Regions from separate parts of the Homo sapiens genome. Here region 1 is linked to region 2. Evidence: read pairs that join two places in POLR2A ChIA-PET (ENCODE). Cell type or tissue: HCT116. All regions are shown on one strand. Each heading gives the region's core, and the rest is flanking DNA. Links, peaks and the distances in the headings are about the cores only. Region 1 has its middle 34 kb from the start of CAMK1D. Region 2 overlaps CAMK1D (calcium/calmodulin dependent protein kinase ID).

Evidence for each region. ChIA-PET counts read pairs that join two places held together with the same protein. Peaks named below come from ENCODE experiments on the same cell type or tissue, not always from the same donor. Only the 100,000 strongest peaks of a DNase experiment are listed, where the experiment ranks them.
Region 1: POLR2A ChIA-PET joins it to region 2 with 7 read pairs; 2 of 35 experiments call an interaction of 5 or more read pairs at or near these places.

What each region holds. Positions count from the first base shown.
Region 1 is chr10:12,313,068-12,317,423 of GRCh38, reverse strand. No RefSeq gene overlaps it. Among named protein-coding and RNA genes, the nearest start is that of CAMK1D, 34 kb to the left of the region's middle. In HCT116, for the core only: no CTCF peak of the experiment used is centred there; no DNase peak of the experiment used is centred there.
Region 2 is chr10:12,446,816-12,451,208 of GRCh38, reverse strand. All of the region lies in intron 1 of CAMK1D (calcium/calmodulin dependent protein kinase ID), which reads right to left. Among named protein-coding and RNA genes, the nearest start is that of CAMK1D, 99 kb to the right of the region's middle. RefSeq lists an enhancer at 1,604-2,803. In HCT116, for the core only: no CTCF peak of the experiment used is centred there; a DNase peak (open chromatin) is centred at 2,228; H3K4me3 peaks cover 1,047 bases; H3K27ac peaks cover 1,308 bases.

The DNA.
Region 1 (4,356 bases), core at 357-4,356, 130 kb after region 2:
ACATCTGATGATTTTTTCATTTTTTGTAGAGACAGGATGCTGCTATGTTTCCCAGGCTGTTCTCAAACTTCTGGGCTCAAGCAATCCTCCTACCTGGGCCTCCCAAAGCACTGGGATTACAAATGTGAGCCACTGCACTGGCCTGTTTCATATATATATATATATATATATATATATATATATATATATATATATATATATTTTGTTGTTGTTGTTTGTTTGTTTGTTTTTGTTTTTGTTTTTTTTTTGAGACGGAGTCTCACTCTGTCCCCCAGGCTGGAGTGCAGTGGCGCGATCTCAGCTTGCTGCAAGCTCCACCTCCCGGGTTCACGCCATTCTTCTGCCTCAGCCTCCTGAGTAGTTGGGACTACAGGCGCCCGCCACCACGCCCGGCTAATTTTTTGTACTTTTAGTAGAGACGGGGTTTCACCATGTTAGCCAGGATGGTCTCGATCTCCTGACCTCGTGATCCGCCCGCCTCAGCCTCCCAAAGTGCTGGGATTACAGGCATGAGCCACCGCGCCCAGCTGTTTTATATTTTTAAAGCTCTTAATATATTTCATTGGTGTTTGTTGTAATATGTGTTTTAATTTTGCTTATGATATTTTGACCAAAAAATGTTTTACATTTTATATAATGTAATCTATGGGTCTTTCCCTTTTTAATTACTTCCATTTTTTAAAATGACATTGTCTACATAGGCCGAGCATGGTGGCCCATGCCTGTAATCTCACACTTTGGGAAGCTGAAGCAGACAGATCACTTGAGGTCAAGAGTTCGAGACCAGCCTGACCAACATTTCGAAACACGTCTCTACCAAAAATACAAAAATTAGCATGAAATTTGCTTGAACCCAGGAGGCGGGGATTGCAGTGAGCAGAGATGGGGCCACTGCACTCCAGCCTGGGCAACAGAGTGAGACTCTGTCTCAATAAATAAATAGGCCGGGCGTGGTGGCTCATGCCTGTAATCCCAGCACTTTGGGAGGCCGAGGCGGGTGGATCGCCTGAGGTCAGGAGTTCAAGACCAGCCTGGCCAACATGGCGAAACCCCGTCTCTATTAAAAATACAAAAATTAGCCGGGTGTGGTGGCACACACCTGTAATCCCAGCTACTGGGGAGGCTGAGGCAGGAGAATCGCTTGAATCTGGGAGGTGGAGGTTGCAGTGGGCCAAGATCACACCACTGCACTCCAGCCTGGGTGACAGAGCAAGACACCATCTCGAAAAATAAATAAATAAATAATAAATTACAATGTCCTGTTTGACTCTGAGATCATTTAGATCTTCTTTTGGATTTTTTTTAATGGTTTTGTTACTGCATCTTACTCTTCATCCATCTTGAATTCATTTTGACATGGTTTGATCTCTGATGGTGAAGGTAAACATAACTTGAGACCTCTCTCAGATATTTCATTCTCTTACCATCATTAATTAAATAATTCATCCCTTTAGCAATGGTTTGTAAAACGCCTTTATCATAAACTCTTATTACGTGTTCTGGGATCTGCTTATGGTGGTCTTCTGTGTTCTATTCATCCATATTCTACTATTTTTACCAATAACACACTGCTTCAATTACTGTAATCTTACATACACCTATAGAACTTTTCATTGTTTCAAAGATCTTTCATGCATGTATGCATGTACCTTTTTTTTTTTTTTTGAGACAGAGTCTCACTCTGTTGCCCAGGCTGGAATGCAGCAGTGTGATCTCAGCCCACTGCAACCTCAGCCTCCCAGGTTCAAGCCATTCTCATGCCTCAGCCTCTCAAGTATCTGGGATTACAGGTATGCACCACCGCACCTAATTTTTTTTTTTTTTTTTTTTTTTGGTAGAGATAGGGTTTCCCCATGTTACCCAGGCTGGTCTCAAACTCCTAGCCTCAAGTGATCCACCCCTCTCAGCCTCCCAAAATGCTGGGATTACAGGCATAAGCCACAGCACCTGGCCTCATGCATACACTATATATATTTTTTTTTTTTGAGACGGAACCTCACTCTGTCACCAGGCTGGAGTGCAATCTTGGCTCGCTGCAACCTCTGCCTCCGGGTTCAAGCAATTCTGCCTCAGCCTCCAAAGCAGCTGGGACTACAGGCACATGCCACCATGCCTGACTAATTTGTGTATTTTTAGTAGAGACGGGGTTTCACTATGTTGGCCAGGATGGTGTCGATCTCTTGACCTCATGATCTACCCACCTCGGCCTCCCAAAGCGCTGGGATTACAGGCGTGAGCCACTGCGCCCAGCCTTACGTGTACTTTTATACATTATTCCATGTAAAAATATAGATCATTCATTTCTCTCATTTCTTTTGTCCCACTTATTACTCATGTAAAAGCAAATGTTCTCAGAAACATATGTCTGGACTAAATCTAAGAAAAGGATTTTGCAATTCTGGGCCTCTTCTTGGGTGCAAAAAAAACAAACAAACAAAATAAAAAGCGTGGTCTGGTTTTTAAAATGAAACACTACTAAATTGAAGAAACCAAAACAAAACAGTAGTGAAATCTGAGCATAAGCTTGTTTCATTTATTTTTTTTTTAATTGAGAAAGGGTGTGTTAATTTCTTTTTTTTTTTTTTTTTTTTTTTTTTTTGAGATGGAGTCTCACTCTGCCCCCAGGCTGGAGTGCAGTGGCGCAATCTCAGCTCACTGCAACCTCTGCCTCCTGGGTTCATGCGATTCTCCTGCCTCAGCCTCCCAAGTAGCTGGGACTATAGGTGCATGCCACCATGCCCAGCTAATTTTTGCATTTTTAGCAGAGACAGAGTTTCACTATGTTGGCCAGGCTATTCTCGAACTCCTAACCTCATGATCCGCCTGCTCGGCCTCCCAAAGTGCTAGGATTACAGGCATGAGCCACCGCACCCAGCCCACTTACTCTATTCTTTAGGAGTGACACATGAATCAACGATGGAGTCCACACTGAATGTCATCTACTGGGGCTCATGTTCCCAGAAAGAGGGTCTGTAGTGGCAGGTACCTATCACCAATGCAGCTCCCTCAGTATGGGGTCAACTGTCAAGGACTTAGGGAAGTCTGCTTCATCCAAGTATAAACCTTTGCAAATCAGCTTGACTTGGAGCCTTTGCCATCAGCACAAGCCACATCATAGCTGAGTGCAACAGCCTAACTGATCAGAACATGGTGGCCAGGAGGCCTGGGTGGTTGACTGTCCTTCTACTCTAACAGTCTTCCTTGCTTTCCTTACTCAGTTATCCTTGGGAAATGAGTATCCTGGTTCACAAGCAATCTCTAGGCAAGCTGTGCGTCAAGAAAACCCACCGCCATCACTAGAAAACAACTAGAAGTGTTCATCCTCTTAGGAAGAGGCAAGTCGGTCCACCTCACCATCAGTGAATGGCACATGACCATCAATCAGCACAGGCTTGTTGAATGAATGCGTGCATGAATGAATGACACTGGTCTAGGCTGTCTTTCACATGTCTTCATTCTTGTCAAAGACAGCCTAGACCACGCCCTAGGCTAAATAATAGTCAATATCAGGTCATGATCTTAGCCATTTGGAAATTTTTACATGGCCTGAACATGTGTGTAATTTCTTTTTCTTTTCTTTTCTTTTTTTTTTTTTTGAGATGGAGTCTCGCTTTGTCACCCAGGCTGGAGTGCAATGGCATGATCTCAGCTCACTGCAGCTTCCACCTCCCCAGTTCAAGCGATTCTCCCGCCTCAGCCTCTTGAGTAGCTGGGATTACAGGTGCCCACCACCATGTCTGGCTGATTTTTGTATTTTTAGTAGAGATGGGGTTTTGCCATGTTGGCCAGGCTGGTCTCAAACTCCTGACCTCAGGTGATCCGCCTGCCTCAGCCTCCCAAAGTTCTAGGATTATAGGCATGAGCCACTGTGCCCAGCCTGTAATTTCTTTTCTCTATCTTGAACAACTCAAAAGAATGTTAAAAAAAGAAAAAAAAAAAAAAGATATATGTGCCAAGCAAGCCGCATCACGTCCAAGTCTTCTTGGAGCTAGAGAGACAGCTTTGTGTGTTTTTCTGCAGATGGGTAAATAAGAATGAGATGAAGGAGAGAGAGGGGCCTGTTGATGGGAACAAGTATCAGATGCCCCCATTAAAAACAAGCGCTGGTGGCCAGGCGTGGTGGCTCACGCCTGTAATCCCAGCACTTTGGGAGGCCGAGGCGGGTGTATCACCTGAGGTCAGGAGTTCGAGACCATCCTGGCCAACATGGTGAAACCCCGTCTCTACTAAAAATACAAAAATTAGACAGGTGTGGTGGCAGGCACCTGTAATCCCAGCTACTCGAGAGGTTGAGGCAGGAGAATCACTTGAACCCAGGAAGCAGAGGTTGCAGTGAGCCGAGGATGCGAGACTGCA
Region 2 (4,393 bases), core at 261-4,260:
TGAGGTTGAGAGTGAGGAAGCCCTTTATTAAAACATGCCCCAGTCCTCCAATGGAACTTTTATCAGGAATGAATTTAACATTTTGATCTCCACCTGCCTGGCCCCTCAGCCCTACTTCTCAATTGGTTCAGAGCTCATGTGGGAAAGAATGGTTCTCCTCACTCCCCGGCCCATGGCAGACACCCAGCACCGCACCTCTTACATGGCGGGCAGGTCTAGGTGGGAGGTCTTCAAAGCTGGTTCTCACAGTGGGAGCCTGCATGAGGCGCAGGACATGCCAGTTGGCTCATAACCTCTGGGGCCAGCAGCACCTGATAGCCGCCAGGCAGTCAAAGCATGAGTTTTTCATCCTTCTTTTATTCTGGAACAATGGGAGTTTCCTTAGACAGGTAACCCAATAGACCCAGCATTTAGCCTCCTTGAAGAAAACACCAGAGTCTCAAATAACAAAACAAAACTAAATGCAAAGGGCTGTCCAAGTCCTCACTGTAACTCGAAATGGCATTGGGAACATTTATGGAGACTAGAAAATACAAGACCTCAAACCTGCTGGGTCTCAGACCAGGACACAGCCTCCTTCTCTCTGGCCAGTACACAAGTCATCAAACCACTGTCCATGTGTGAGCTGCCCAATCTACAAGCCAAGCCCAGCTGGAGACACCACTAACCCATCCCTATTTATTCTCTTAACCAAATAACTTCCAGATTTCCATTTCACCTGGCTAGAGAGCCACGTTTATGTCTCTAAAGCTTCGATCCTTCTTTAAGAACAAGAAATTAACAAAATCACAACGGCTCTTCCTAATGGTATTAAACATAAAACTTTCACGCTTATATAAACCTGAGAGCTCATGGAGTTAGTTCCACCTCCTCATTCCCCACACGAAGAGACTGTGGAGCTGTAAACTCAGTATATAACCCAAATGTAACTGGGGAAACTGGAATACAAACTGGATATTAAGAAATTAGTATTAATTGTATTAGTTGTGATAATGCTATTTTAATTACATAGGGAAACTTCCTTCTTCCTTCCTTCCTTCTTTCCCTTTTTCCTTCCCTCCTTCCTTCTTTCTCTCTCTCCCCACCCTCCCTCCCTTCCTTCCTTCTTTCCTTCCTTGGGTGAAGGAACAGAGATTGACACTACTGTTAGTATGGGTGTAACATCAAGATGTCTCCAATTTACTTTTTTTATATACGTGTGTATTTTTTTTGAGATGGAGTCTCGCTCTGTCGCCCAGGCTGGAGTACAGTGGTGTAATCTCGGCTCACTGCAACCTCTGCCTCCCAAGTCAAGCGATTCTCCCACCTCAGCCTCCCAGTTAGCTGGGATTACAGGCGCCTGCCACCATGCCCAGATAATTTCTATATTTTTAGTAGAGGTGGGGTTTCGCCATGTTGGCCAGGCTAATCTCAAATTCCTAACCTCCAGTGATCCACCCACCTAGGCCTCCCAAATGATTATAGGCGTGGGCCACCACGCCCGGCCAACATGTGTCTTTTTTTAAGCTTTACTGAGGTATGACTGACAAATAAAAATGGTATATATTTAGGTATACAACATGATGTTTTGATATATGTATACATCGTAACATGATGTTTTGATATATGTATACATCGTAACATGATGTTTTGATATATGTATACATCATAAAATGATCACCATGATCAAGCTAACATACCTATCAACTGCCATCATCACCCCTTGTGTGCGTGTGATGATGGCACTTGAGATCTACTCTCTTAGCAAATATCTTCACTTTTTTTTTTTTTAAACAGCTGGCCTGACCTAGGGTATACACAGCTGGTTAGTGGACGAGCTGGTTAACAGCAAGCGTGGTTCCTGCCAAGGCTGTTTTCAACATGCTATACTCTCAACACGGGAGCAGCTACACAAGACGACGGGGCCCTTCACACAGCCACACGGACCCTGCCCACTCAGCTTGGGGAGGTTCTACGTGCTCCCAATGAGGATGGCAGACAAGCCACACTTCAATGAGAGTAACTTGCTAGGTTGGCCTCTTTATCTGATTTTAATGGCCAAATACTCATGTAACATCGGCCCAGGTAACATTTGTTCTGAGTTTCAAAGACCACATCAGTGCACCAAGGAACTGGAATCTTTCATAACATAGTAACATGACGTAATAGAATCTGGATAGAATCATACAATAACAATCACAAACCGCTTGCTGTGTACCAGGAACTATTCTAAGTGTTTACAAGAATGATCTCAGTAAATCACAACATCCGATGAGATTATTATCTCCATCACATTGATGAAGTAACCAGGGCACAGAGAAGTTAAGAAAACCACCAAAACCACGGAGCCCTACACGACAGTCAGCGTTTTGGATGACTCAGCCGTACGTGCCCCTGTGATCACACTCCATTTCCGGATAGTCACATTTCATGTTTTTCACCGGGAGGAATGGTCCGGGGATAATTTCTTCTCATTCCTTTCTTTAAAAATAGTACAAAAGGATAAAAACAAAAAGTAAAAGAGAAAAATAAAATCTGCCACAGAGGCTAAAACAACATATCTGATGTCGAAAAAATGTTTTTCACTTTGTTTTTCTCAACAAAAATTCAAATCACTCAAGTACTGCTTGACTCTTCTCCAAACAAACCTAGGCAAGAAGTCCGTAGTATCTCTAAACAAACCCAGGCAAGAATCCACACGGCTCTACAGTTTCTCCTCCAGAGAACTCTGTGGGCCAGGCATGGTGGCCCATACCTGTAATCTCAGCAACTTTGGGAGGCTGAGGCAGGAGGATCACTTGAGGCCAGGAGTTCAAGATCAGCCTGGGCAATATAGAGAAACAAAAAAAAAATAAAAATTAAAATAAGCAAAAATAAAAATACAAAAAGTAAAAATAAGTAAAAAATCCAGGCATCGTGGCTCACGCTTGTAATCCCAACACTTTGGGAGGCCAAGGCAGGAGGATCACTTGAGGCCAGGAGTTCAAGATCAGCCTGGGCAATATAGAGAAACAAAAAAATAAATAAATAAAAATAAGTAAAAATAAAAATACAAAAAGTAAAAGTAAGTAAAAAAGTCCAGGAGTCGTGGCTCATGCCTGTAATCCCAACACTTTGGGAGGCCAAGGCAGGAGGATCACTTAAGGTCAGGAGTTCGAGACTAGCCTGACCAACATGGTGAAACCCTGTCTCTACTAAAAACAGAAAAAAATTAGCCAGGTGTAGTGGCACACACCTGTAATCCCAAATACTTGGGAGGCTGAGGCAGGACAATCACTTGAATCCAAAGGCAGAGGTTTCAGTGAGCCGAGATTGTGCCATTGCACCCTAGCCTGGGCAACAAGAGCGAAACTCCATCTCAAAAAATAATAATAATAAAAATAAGTAAAAAAAATAAATCAGCCAAGCATGGTGATACATACCTGTAGTCCTCGTTACTCAGGAGGCTGAGGCAGGAGGATCACTTGAGTCCAAGAGTTCAAGACTACAGTGAACTACAAAATTAACTTAAAATCAATATTTTTTTTTGAAATAGGATCTCACTCTATCACCAAGGCTGGAATGCTGTGGCACAATCTTGGCTTACTTCAGTCCCAACCTCTCAGGCTCAGGCAATCCTCCCACCTCACTCTTTTGAGTAGTTGGGACCCCAGGTGCACACAACTACACTCAGCTAATTTCTTAATTTTTTGGAGAGACGGGGTCTTGCTATGTAGCCCAGGCTGTTCTCAAACTCTTGGCCTCAAGCAATCTTTCTGTCTCAGCTTCCCAAAGTGTTGGGATTACAGGCATGAGCCACCACACCTAGCCCTAAAAATTTAAACATTTTAAAAAAGGAAAAAACTATCTGAAGGCTGCCCAGTGGCCAGCAGAGGCCTCTCATCATGATATATCAGAAAGTTACCAGTTATTCCCTTTAAGGACTCTAGGTGAGTTTCTGCAGAAAGAGTGACATGGGAAATAAATTGTTGTTGGCCTTCCAATACCTTTGCTAACTTCTCCAGTATTGATAATGACTTCGAACAAATCTTTATAATTTAATTACCTCTTGAAAGTGGTGCCTTCTGAAGCTAACACGAGATACAGACCATTCTGCAGAAGAATATACTCAGTAAAAAAAGACAGAGAGAGAGAGACACAGTGGAAAAAACTTAGACCCAAACACTGAGTTTCGAACATCCCAGAAAAGGAGACGTTGTCTTAAACAACCCATCCTAGACATGGCAAAATGTCTTAGGATGAATTGGGGAAGCTGCCAGTTGGGACACTCCCTAGTTCTATTCCAAAATCCCTTCCCTACATTTAGCCCAATTTAAGGTATCTCATGTAATTCTCAGAAAAGATCAAAGAATTCTCAAAGGAAGTCAACATCCAACTAAGATACAGCACACAGTATCTGACAGCAGGGAAGGAA